2 separate regions of the Homo sapiens genome follow, and region 2 is linked to region 1. Evidence: read pairs that join two places in POLR2A ChIA-PET (ENCODE). Cell type or tissue: Panc1. All regions are shown on one strand.

The links. ChIA-PET counts read pairs that join two places held together with the same protein. Peaks named below come from ENCODE experiments on the same cell type or tissue, not always from the same donor. Only the 100,000 strongest peaks of a DNase experiment are listed, where the experiment ranks them.
Region 2: POLR2A ChIA-PET joins it to region 1 with 8 read pairs; 7 of 35 experiments call an interaction of 5 or more read pairs at or near these places.

The regions. Positions count from the first base shown.
Region 1 is chr10:43,320,736-43,325,735 of GRCh38, forward strand. It overlaps LINC02633 (long intergenic non-protein coding RNA 2633), which reads left to right and starts at 2,259. Exons shown (of 2, transcript XR_945901.3): 1 at 2,259-2,965. All of the region lies in intron 2 of LOC105378271 (a long non-coding RNA gene), which reads left to right. In Panc1, no CTCF peak of the experiment used is centred here; no DNase peak of the experiment used is centred here; H3K4me3 peaks cover 518 bases.
Region 2 is chr10:43,446,655-43,451,654 of GRCh38, forward strand. The region is part of intron 1 of ZNF487 (zinc finger protein 487); the gene reads left to right. Among named protein-coding and RNA genes, the nearest start is that of ZNF487, 12 kb to the left of the region's middle. In Panc1, no CTCF peak of the experiment used is centred here; no DNase peak of the experiment used is centred here.

The DNA of each region.
Region 1 (5,000 bases):
GTAATCTCCCCCACCCTTAAGAAGGTTCTTTATAATCTCCCCCACCCTTAAGAAGGTTCTTTGTAATTCTCCCCACCCTTGAGAACGTACTTTTCGAGATCCACCCCCTGCCCACAAAACATTGCTTCTAACTCCACTGCCTATCCCCAAACTTATAAGAACTAATGATAATCCCACCACCCTTTGCTGACTCTTTTCAGACTCAGCCCGCCTGCACACAGGTGAAATAAACAGCCTTGTTGCTCACACAAAGCCTGTTTGGTGGTCTCTTCACACGGACACATGAGACATCAGTAATTCTATTTCGAACATGCTCAATTTGAAATGGGCATTAGATATCTGATATGGTTTGGATCTGTGTCGCCACCCAAATCTCCTGTTCAATTGTAATCCCCAGTGTTGGAGGTGGGGCCTGGCGGGAGGTAATTTGATCATGGGGGCGGAGTTCTCATGAATGGGTCAGCACCATCCCCTCGGCACTGTTCTCCTCTTAGTGAGTGAGTTCGGGAGGGATCCGACTGTTTGAAAGTGTGGGGCATCTCCCCATTCCCTGTCTTGCTCCTGGTCCTGCCATGTGAGACACCTGCTCCCGCTCTGCCTTCTGCCATGAGTGAAAGCTCCCTGAGGCCTCCCCAGAAGCAGATGCTGCCATGCTTCCTGTACAGCCTGCAGAACTGTGAGCCAATTAAACCTCTTTTGTTTATAAATTACCCAGTCTCAGGCCTTTCTTCAGCAGTGTGAGAACGGACTAATACAGCATCCAAGCATGATGTGTGTGAGGCAGTTGGCTGCTTGAGCCTGTGTCTATAAAAACAAGCTGGAGACAGTGGCTTGGGGAGTCAGCATGCAGATGAAATTTAAAAATCATGGCTCGATACCTTCATTTAAGGAGGGTGAAGAGATCAAAAGAAGGGTCCAAGGCTGGATGGAGGCTGCACCACTGCCACCACAAAGGTGAGAAAGTGAGACCCAGGGAGGCCCCCTGAGAAAGGCTGAAGACCAGGGAATGCTGTCTCAAGCCAAGTGAGGAAAGGCCTTCAAAGAGATGGTGAGGTCCACCGGAAGGCTGGGCAGGGTATGGGAGGGAGATGGCTGACCTGGAGATTCGGAGAGGGTGCAGTGACTGGTAATACTGAGGTCTAGAGTCTCATGGGTGTTCACAGTGGGACAGAGGTGTTATCATAAGGATGGCATATTATAAAGGATGCTTCCAGGTTCAAGTACAGGAAATCCTGGCCAAAGTGGCTTAAACAACAGGGTGTTGGCCAGGCATGGTGGCTCATGCCTGTAATCCCAGCACTTTGGGAGGCCAAGGCGGGCAGATCAGCTGAGGTCAGGAGTTCAAGACCAGTCTGGCCAACGCGGCAAAACCCCATCTCTACTAAAAAATACAAAAATTAGCTGGGCTTGGTGGCACGCACCTGTAATCCCAGCTACTTAGGAAGCTGAGGCAGGAGAATGATTTGAACCCGGGAGGCAAAAGTTGCAGTGAGCCGAGATCGCACCATTGCACTCCAGCCTGGACGACAGAGCAAAACTCCGTATCAAAAAAAAAAAGAAATAAATGAAGAAAAAGAAAGAAAGAGAGAGGGAGGGAGGGAAGGAAGGAAAGGAAGGAAAGGAAAGAAAGGAAAAAAAGGAAGAAAGTCATGGATGCCTCCGCAGCTCCCCACGTCATTTACCAAGGCCACTTGCCCATACCACAGACAGAGAGTCCTTGGTTTCTGGTCCTGCCAGTCAGAATTGGGCGGAACTGCCAAGTTGGCCCAACCCTACTCCAATCCCTGACAAAGGGAGCGGCCTTCAGGAGGCTCGGCTCTCTGTGCACTTTGCTCAAGATACCTGAAGAATGATTACTTTGAGGAAGAAAGGAAGACTTTTAGGAAAGAAGCGACTTTGTTTTCGCGGTCAAGGAGCGAAGGCCCCAAGAGACCAAGGTAGACGCTGAAGGAATCCGGGAAGATGACAGAAGCGGTGAAGAGACGCGAGGTGGGGCCAAAATCTTCACTAACCAACAAGGAGGGCTGCGGGGGCTTTGGAGGGCCTCTTTTCTCGCAACCGTGGCCCCTCCGCCCCTCACCTGCCCCTTGAGTGTCTGTGCAGGGGTCTCACACGCGAGCTTGGCTACTCAGACCAAGCCGGTTTACCGTCACCATGGCAACAGCGCGTCCTGGGCTGGGGCGGGGCCAGACTGCCAGTGCCTTTGTGGCGCATTAGGAGCTAAGCCAGTGATTGGCCATCTGGGCGCGGGGCGGGCTGAGTCAGTTGGAGGGGGCGGGGCTGAGGCTCCGGTGAACGCCGTAGGCCCGGGCTGGGCCGAGGGAGATGATGGATGCCGCTTCTTGCCACTCCCCGGGGGCACCACAGAGAGCGGGGAGCCTGCAGAGAGCAGGGACAGCGGCTTCAAACGCACTGTTTCCGGGCAATGTCACTAATACCAAAGTCATGCCTCCCACTGGACACTCCTGGGCTCCCATCCTTCCTACCAAGAAACTTTCTCTGTGAAACCCACGAAACAGCTAGAAATGGAGCCCAAAAGATAGCCAGGATAACAGACCACAGAGAGGATCAAGGCCCAGCAGGACCTGGCGACTCTAACGCTCTGGCACTAGGGTGTCTAGAATGGGAAGCCCCCAAGGGGCTGGAGTGGGATGGGGGTGTGATGCAGGCCGCCCACCAGGTTCCCTCCGGGCAAAGCGGCAGGGCCCCGCGCTTCCTGAGCCTTCACGGAGGTCTAGTGGTCCCTCTGCCTGAAAACCTGTCTGTTTGTCAGGAGGAGTTCGGAGCATATAATTTTGGGGAGCCATTTTCTTCTAGGGAGTTCACTTTCCTGTGCGGGGCGGCGGAGGAAGACAACACATAACTGAACGACAGATGAAGATAAATTATAAAAGAACATTGTTTAAGTGTTTAATCAGACAATGAAGAGAAACCCAAAACAATGAAACCTTTTCAAGGAAGTAAGGTACACAATAAAAAATCTCTTGGAGGAAGTATCAAAGCTTAAAGATGAGTGGAAAATCGGCTTGCTTTTTGGGGACCAAAAGAAAACAGATTTTTTGTTTGTTTGTTTTTTGAGACGGAGTCTCGCTCTGTCGCCCAGGCTGGAGTGCAGTGGCGCAATCTCGGCTCACTGCAAGCTCCGTTTCCCGGGTTCAAGCCATTGTCCTGCCTCAGCCGCCCGAGTAGCTGGAACTACAGGCGCTCGCCACCACGCCCGGCTAATTTTTTGTATTTTTAGTAGAGACGGGGTTTCACATGTTAGCCAGGATGGTCTTGATCTCCTGACCTCGTGATCCACCCGCCTCGGCCTTCCAAAGTGCTGGGATTGCAGGTGTGAGCCACCGCACCCGGACTTTTTTTTCTTAACACAGAGTCTTGCTCTATCGCCCAGGCTGGAGTGTAGTGGCTCGATTCTGGCTCACTGCAACCTCCAGTTCCCAGGTTCAAGTAATTCTAGTGCCTCAGCCTCCCAAGTAGATGAGATTACAGGCATGTGCCACCGCGCCCAGCTAATTTTTGTATTTTTAGTAGAGACGAAGTTTCTCCATGTTGACCAAGTTGGTCTTGAACTCCTGGCCTCAAGTGATCCATCTGCCTCAGCCTCCCAAAGTGATGGGATTACAGGTGTGAACCACTGCTCCCAGCCGAATTTTTAAAATATACTTGAAAGCTGGTTATCTATGAGCTGATGGCAAGTTTTTTTTTTTTTTTTTAAAGACAGAGTGTCACTCTGTCGCCCAGGATGGAGTGCAGTGGTACAATCATAGCTCACTGCAGTCTCAACCTCCCAGGCTTAAGCAATCCTTCCACCTCAGCCTCCTGAGTAGCTGGGACCACAGGCGCACACCACCACACCTGGCTAATTTTATTTTTTATTTTTATTTTTGTAGAGATGGGGGTCTCATTATGTTGCCCAGGCTGGTCTGGAGCTCCTGGGTTCAAGCGATCCTCCCACCTTGGCCTCCCAAAGTGCTGGGATTACAGGTATGAGCCACCATGCTTGGCCCCAGTTGCAAGATTTTATTAAAAATTTTATAGGTCAAAAATGTAGAGGTTAAAAGACCCTCCTGAGGAAGCTAAACAAAGTGCAGACAGGTACAAAGCTGAACTCCATCGGCTCAAAGAAAACAGTGCCCGGCAGAAGATGCCAGAGCAGTTACATTCAGGAAGCTCCATGCCAGTGGGAGCAGCCCCCTGAGTGAGAACTCCCTGGACTATCTGTTCTAGAAGCCCTGCCTTACAGAGTGGATGATGTGAAATTGTGAGCAGTTTCAGCTGTAGGCAGCAAAAACTTGGCCCAACAACAGAAAGAGAAGATAAAACATCAGAGGAGAGAGAGGACAGATGTCACCCAGACAAATTCTTTCTTAACAAGGGTTGAAAAAGGAGGCGGCTAGTTCCCATGCAGTGTGAGCCATGGGTGGTGGGCAAGATCACAACACACTGCACAAGGCAGAGGCAAGATGTGAGAATGAATGCAAGTCCTTGCCGGGAGTCCCCATGACCCCATCAGCCACAGGCCGGGGCACTGCAACAGAGGCAGACTGCACATGGACGTGTGGTGTCTGCATGGGCTGCATGGACCCTCACATGCCCACTCCACAGCTCCATCACAGGCCTCTGCAAAGACCTCCTGTTGCCCCGCCTTCTCTTATTAGTTTCCTGGGCTGCTGTAACAAATTACAACGAACTTAGTGACTTAAAAGAACAGCCTAGTTTTTTCTCACAGGTCCTGGAGTCCAGAACTCTGAAGTTAAGGTGTCAGCAAAGCTGCACTTCCTCCAGAGCCTCTAGGGTAGAACCCATGCCTTGCCTATGGTGGCTGCGGGTGTTCCTGGACTTGTGGCTGTACACCCCAATGTCTGCTCCCACCATCACGTGGCCTTCCAACTGTGTGTGTCTAATCTCGCACTACCTCTCTCTCACAAGGACACTTATGATGGCATTCAGGGCCCACCCAGATAACCCAGGATGACCCTCACCTGAGGATGCTTAAA
Region 2 (5,000 bases), 130 kb after region 1:
TCCTCTCTTCCTAGACGGGATGACGGCCGGGAAGAGGCGCTCCTCACTTCCCAGACTGGGCTGCCGGGCAGAGGGGCTCCTCACATCCCAGATGATGGGCGGCCAGGCAGAGACGCTCCTCACTTCCTAGACCGGGTGGCGGCTGGGAAGAGGCTGCAATCTCAGCACTTTGGGAGGCCAAGGCAGGCGGCTGGGAGGTGGTGGTTGTAGTGAGCGGAGATCACGCCACTGCACTCCAGCCTGGGCAACATTGAGCACTGAGTGAGCGAGACTCTGTCTGCAATCCCGGCACCTCAGGAGGCCGAGGCAGGCAGATGACTCGAGGTCAGGAGCTGGAGACCAGCCTGGCCAACACGGCGAAACCCCGTCTCCACCAAAAAAAAAACCAGTCAGGCGTGGCAGCGTGCCCCTACAATCCCAGGCACTCGGCAGGCTGAGGCAGGAGAATCAGGCAGGGAGGTTGCAGTGAGCCGAAATCGAGGCAGTACAGTCCAGCAGAGGGAGACGGTGGAAAGCGGGAGACGGAGATGAGGGAGAGGGGGAGACCGTGGAAAGCGGGAGACGGAGACGACGGAGAGGGGAGAGGGAGAACAACATTTTTTTTTTGAGACAGAGTCTCGCTCTGTTGCCCAGGCTGGAGTGCAGTGGCACGATCTTAGCTCACTGTAACCTCCACCTCACGGATTCAAGTGATTCTCCTGCCTTAGCCTCCTGAGAGCTGGGATTACAGGCATGTGCCACCATGCCCAGCTAATTTCTGTATTTTTAGTAAAGACGGGGTTTCACTATGTTGGCCAGGCTGGTCTTGAACTCCTGACCTCAAGTGATCTGCCTGCCTCGGGCTCCCAAAGTGCTGGGATTACAGGCGTGAGCCACCACGCACAGCCTGAATTATGACATTTCTAATCTGCCTGGTGTAGGAACAGGCACTATTCCATGCCCTGTGTGAGCACTGGGCACTATTCCCTCTGATCTTTTTAGATGGTTCTTTTGACAGATGTGGGTAATGCCCTTATACTCATGTACTGATCAATACACTGCTGAGCTCTCAAGTGGGACGCTGCAGGTCTCTGGGGTTTTCTCTCCATGCAGCTCTTTCTTCTCTGGTGCTGTGTTCTGTGAATTCTAGCTGCCTGTGTCTCCCCAGACTATCAAATCTATCTTTTCAACTCAAGGAATCTGCCAGGCTCTGCCTTAGTTATTTTTCCTTGTAGCACATTCTACAAACTACTCAAGTCAGTTAGCTGGGGCACTTGTAGGACTCATCTCATTTGTTTCCTATCTCTTAGGGATTACTCTCTGTTTTCTGATGTTCAGGGTCTTGGAAACCATTTTTTTTTTTTTTTTTTTTTTGAGACGGAGTCTCACTCTGTCGCCCAGGCTGGAGTGCAGTGGTGCGATCTCGGCTTACTGCAAGTTCCACCTCCCGGGTTCACGCTATTCTCCTGCCTCAGCCTCCGGAGTAGCTGGGACTATAGGTGCCTGCCATCATGCCCGGCTAATTTTTTGTATTTTTTGTAGAGACGGGGTTTCACCGTGTTGGCCAGGATGGTCTCGATCTCCTGACCTCGTGATCCACCTGCCTCAGCCTCCCAAAGTGCTGGGATTACAGGCGTGAGCCACCATGCCTGGCCAATTGGAAACCATTTTTGTCCTTACGTTTTGTCAAAAAATGTTTTTTTTTTCCAATATAACCTGGTCCCTGTTACTCAATTCGTCTTGCGCTGAAGTGGAGAATTGAAGATGGGGCATCAAGCATTCATTTCATCTCTTATTGAATTCTAATAATAAAAGTACAGTTGACCCTTAAACAAAATGGGTTTGACCTGTGTGGGTCTATGTATATGTGGATTTTTTTCTTTTTTAAGGAGATGGGGTCGGCTGGGTGCGGTGGCTCCTGCCTGTAATCCCAGCACATTGGGAGGCCGAGGCAAGTGGATCACTTGAGGCCAGGAGTTTGAGACTGACCTGGCCAAGATGGCGAAACCCTGTCTCTACCAAAAATATAAAAAATTAGCTGGGCGCGGTGGCGCACACCTGTAGTCCCAGCTATCGGGGAGGCTGAGACAGGAGAATCGCTTGAACCTTGGAGATGGAGGTTGCAGTGAGCCAAGATCTTGCCACTGTACTCCAGCCTAGGTGACAGAGGAAGACTCCGTTTCAAAAAAATAAATATATAAAAATAAAAAAAATGAGCTGGGCATTGTGGCAGATGCCCATAGTCCCAGCTACTGGAGAGGATGAAGCAGGAGGATCACTTGAGCAGGAGATAGAGGCTGTGGTGAGCTCTGATTGCATCACTGCACTCCAGGCTGGGTGACAGAGTAAGAACCTGTCTCCGAAAAAAAAAAAAAAAAAAAAAGGCTGGGTGCAGTGGCTCAGGCCTGTAATCCCAGCACTTTGGGAGGGTGAGCCAGGCAGATTGCCTGAGCTCAGGAGTTTGAGACCAGCCTGGGGGACATGGTGAAACCCTGTCTCTACTGAAATACAAAAAATTAGCAGGGCATGGCGGCGTGGGCCTGTAATCCCAGCTACTTTGGAGGCTGAGGCAGGAGAATCGCTTGAACCTGGGAGGCGAAGGTTGCAGTGAGCCAAGATTGTGCCACTGCACTCCAGCCTCAGCGACAGAGCGAGACTCTGTCTCCAAAAAAAAAAATCAACTGTATATCTAATGGTACTGAAAAGAGAGAAACCACAAGACACTGGTATATATTGACATACACAAGTCACAGAGAATAGAAATGGACTGGATGTTGAAGCACAGTGATGCATATATTATTATTCAAGTCAACTCACTATTTAAAGCTAATTTCATAGGAAAATTCTACTTAATTCAGTCTAACATTATGTAAGTAACCAAGGAAGAGTTAACAGCTGTGTTACAGAAGTGAACTATAAGCTTGTGAATTCAGTATTTAAAAAAAAATTCCTTTTCAGTATTTTGTAATGCTTCAACATGCATTTTGAGCTTATTTCTGTTTATATTGTTGTAATGTTCCTCAGCAGTTAACATGTATTGAAGCATTTTTTTTTTTTTTTTAATGAGACTGAGTCTCACTCTGTCGCCCAGTCTGGAGTGCAGTGGCACTATTTCAGCTCACTGTAACCTCCGCCTCCTGTGTTCAAGTGATTTTCCTGCCTCAGCCTCCCAAGTAGCTCGAATTACAGGCACCCACCACCACTCCTGGCTAATTTTTGTATTATTAGTAGAGACGGGGTTTCCCCATGTTGGCCAGGCTGGTCTCGAACTCCTGACCTCAGGTGATCCACCTGCCTTGGCCCCCAAAGTGCTGTGATTACAGGTGTGAGCCACCATGCCAGGCCTGAATGTTTACTTTTACTTTTAATGTAAGTTTTAATTTAAATACTGATACTTGATTCAGTTATTGGAAAACTTTTTTGTTTTGAGACGGAGTTTTGCTCTTTTTGCCCGGGCTGGAGTGCAATGGCACGTTCTTGGCTCACTGCAACCTCCGCCTCTCGGGTTCAAGTGATTCTCCTGCATCAGCCTCCCGAGTACCTGGGATTATTGGCATGTGCCACCACACCCGGCTAGGCTAATTTTGTATTTTTAGTAGATACAGGGTTTCTCCATGTTGGTCAGTTTGGTCTCGAACTCCCAACCTCAGGTGATCCATCCGACTTGGCCTCCCAAAATGCTGGGATTACAGGTGTGAGCCACCAAGCCCGGCCTCTTTTTTGCTTTGTTTTTTTTTGAGACGGAGTCTCACTCTGTTGCCCAGGCTGGAGTGCAATGGTGAGATATCGGCTCACCACAACCTCTGCATCCTGGGTTCAAGTGATTCTGCTGCCTCAGCCTCCTGAGTATCTGGGATTACAGGAATGTGCTACCACACCTGGCTAATTTTTTGTATTTTGAGTAGAGACGGGGTTTCACCATGTTGGCCAGGAGTTCGACTCCTGACCTCAGGTGATCTGCCCGCCTCGGCCTCCCAAAGTGCTGGGATTATAGGCGTGAGCCACCATGCCCAGCCGGAAAGCTTTTAAGTGCCCAGAATAATTTGGGTGTGTGAATGCCTTTTTATCCATAGTAAATTTAATAAAATCTAATTATAGATCAAGTATTTCTGATGTAAATTTAGCATCTAAATTTAAGTGGCTGTGAAGTATAAAATAACAGTAGATACCAATGACTTAGAAGAAAAAAAAGCCTTGACATCTCTATTTCCTCGTCTCTAAAGGTGATAACACTTGCACTATGGTGATCCTACTAGTAATACATTTGGAGCCACGTTGTAAACTTCAGAGTTTGCACCATTATTATTATTTTTTTATTATTATTATTTTTTGAGATGGAGTTTCGCTCTTGTTGCCCAGGCTGGAGTGCAATGGCGCGATCTTGGCTCACTGCAACCTCCATCTCCCAGGTTCAAGGATTCTCCTGCCCCAGCCTCCCTAATAGCTGGGATTACAGGCATGTGCCACCACGCCCAGCTAATTTTGTATTTTTAGTAGAGACGGGGTTTTTCCATGTTGGTCAGACTGCTTGTGAACTCCCGACCTCAGGTGATACGCTTGCCTCGGCCTTCCAAAGTGCTGGGATTACAGGCGTGAACCACCATGGATGGCCTATTATTATTATTATTAGAGATGGAGTTTTGCTCTTGTTGCCCAGTCTGGAGTGCAATGGTGCGATCTCAGCTCACTGCAAACTCCACCTCCTGGATCCAAGTGATTCTCCTGCCTCAGCCTCCTGAGTAGCTGGGATTACAGGTGTGCGCCACCAGGCCTGGCTAATTTTGTATTTTTAGTAGAGACGGGGTTTCACCATGTTGGTCAGGCTGGTCTCGAAGTCCTGATCTCAGGTGATCCACCCGCCTTGGCCTCCCAAAGTGCTGGGATTATAGACTTGAGCCACTGTGCCTGGCCAAAGTTTGCACCATTATTATTATTATTATTTTTCTTTTGAGATGGAGTTTTGCTCTTGTTGCCCAGGCTGGAGTGCAATGGCGTGATCTCGGCTCACTGCAGCCTCCACC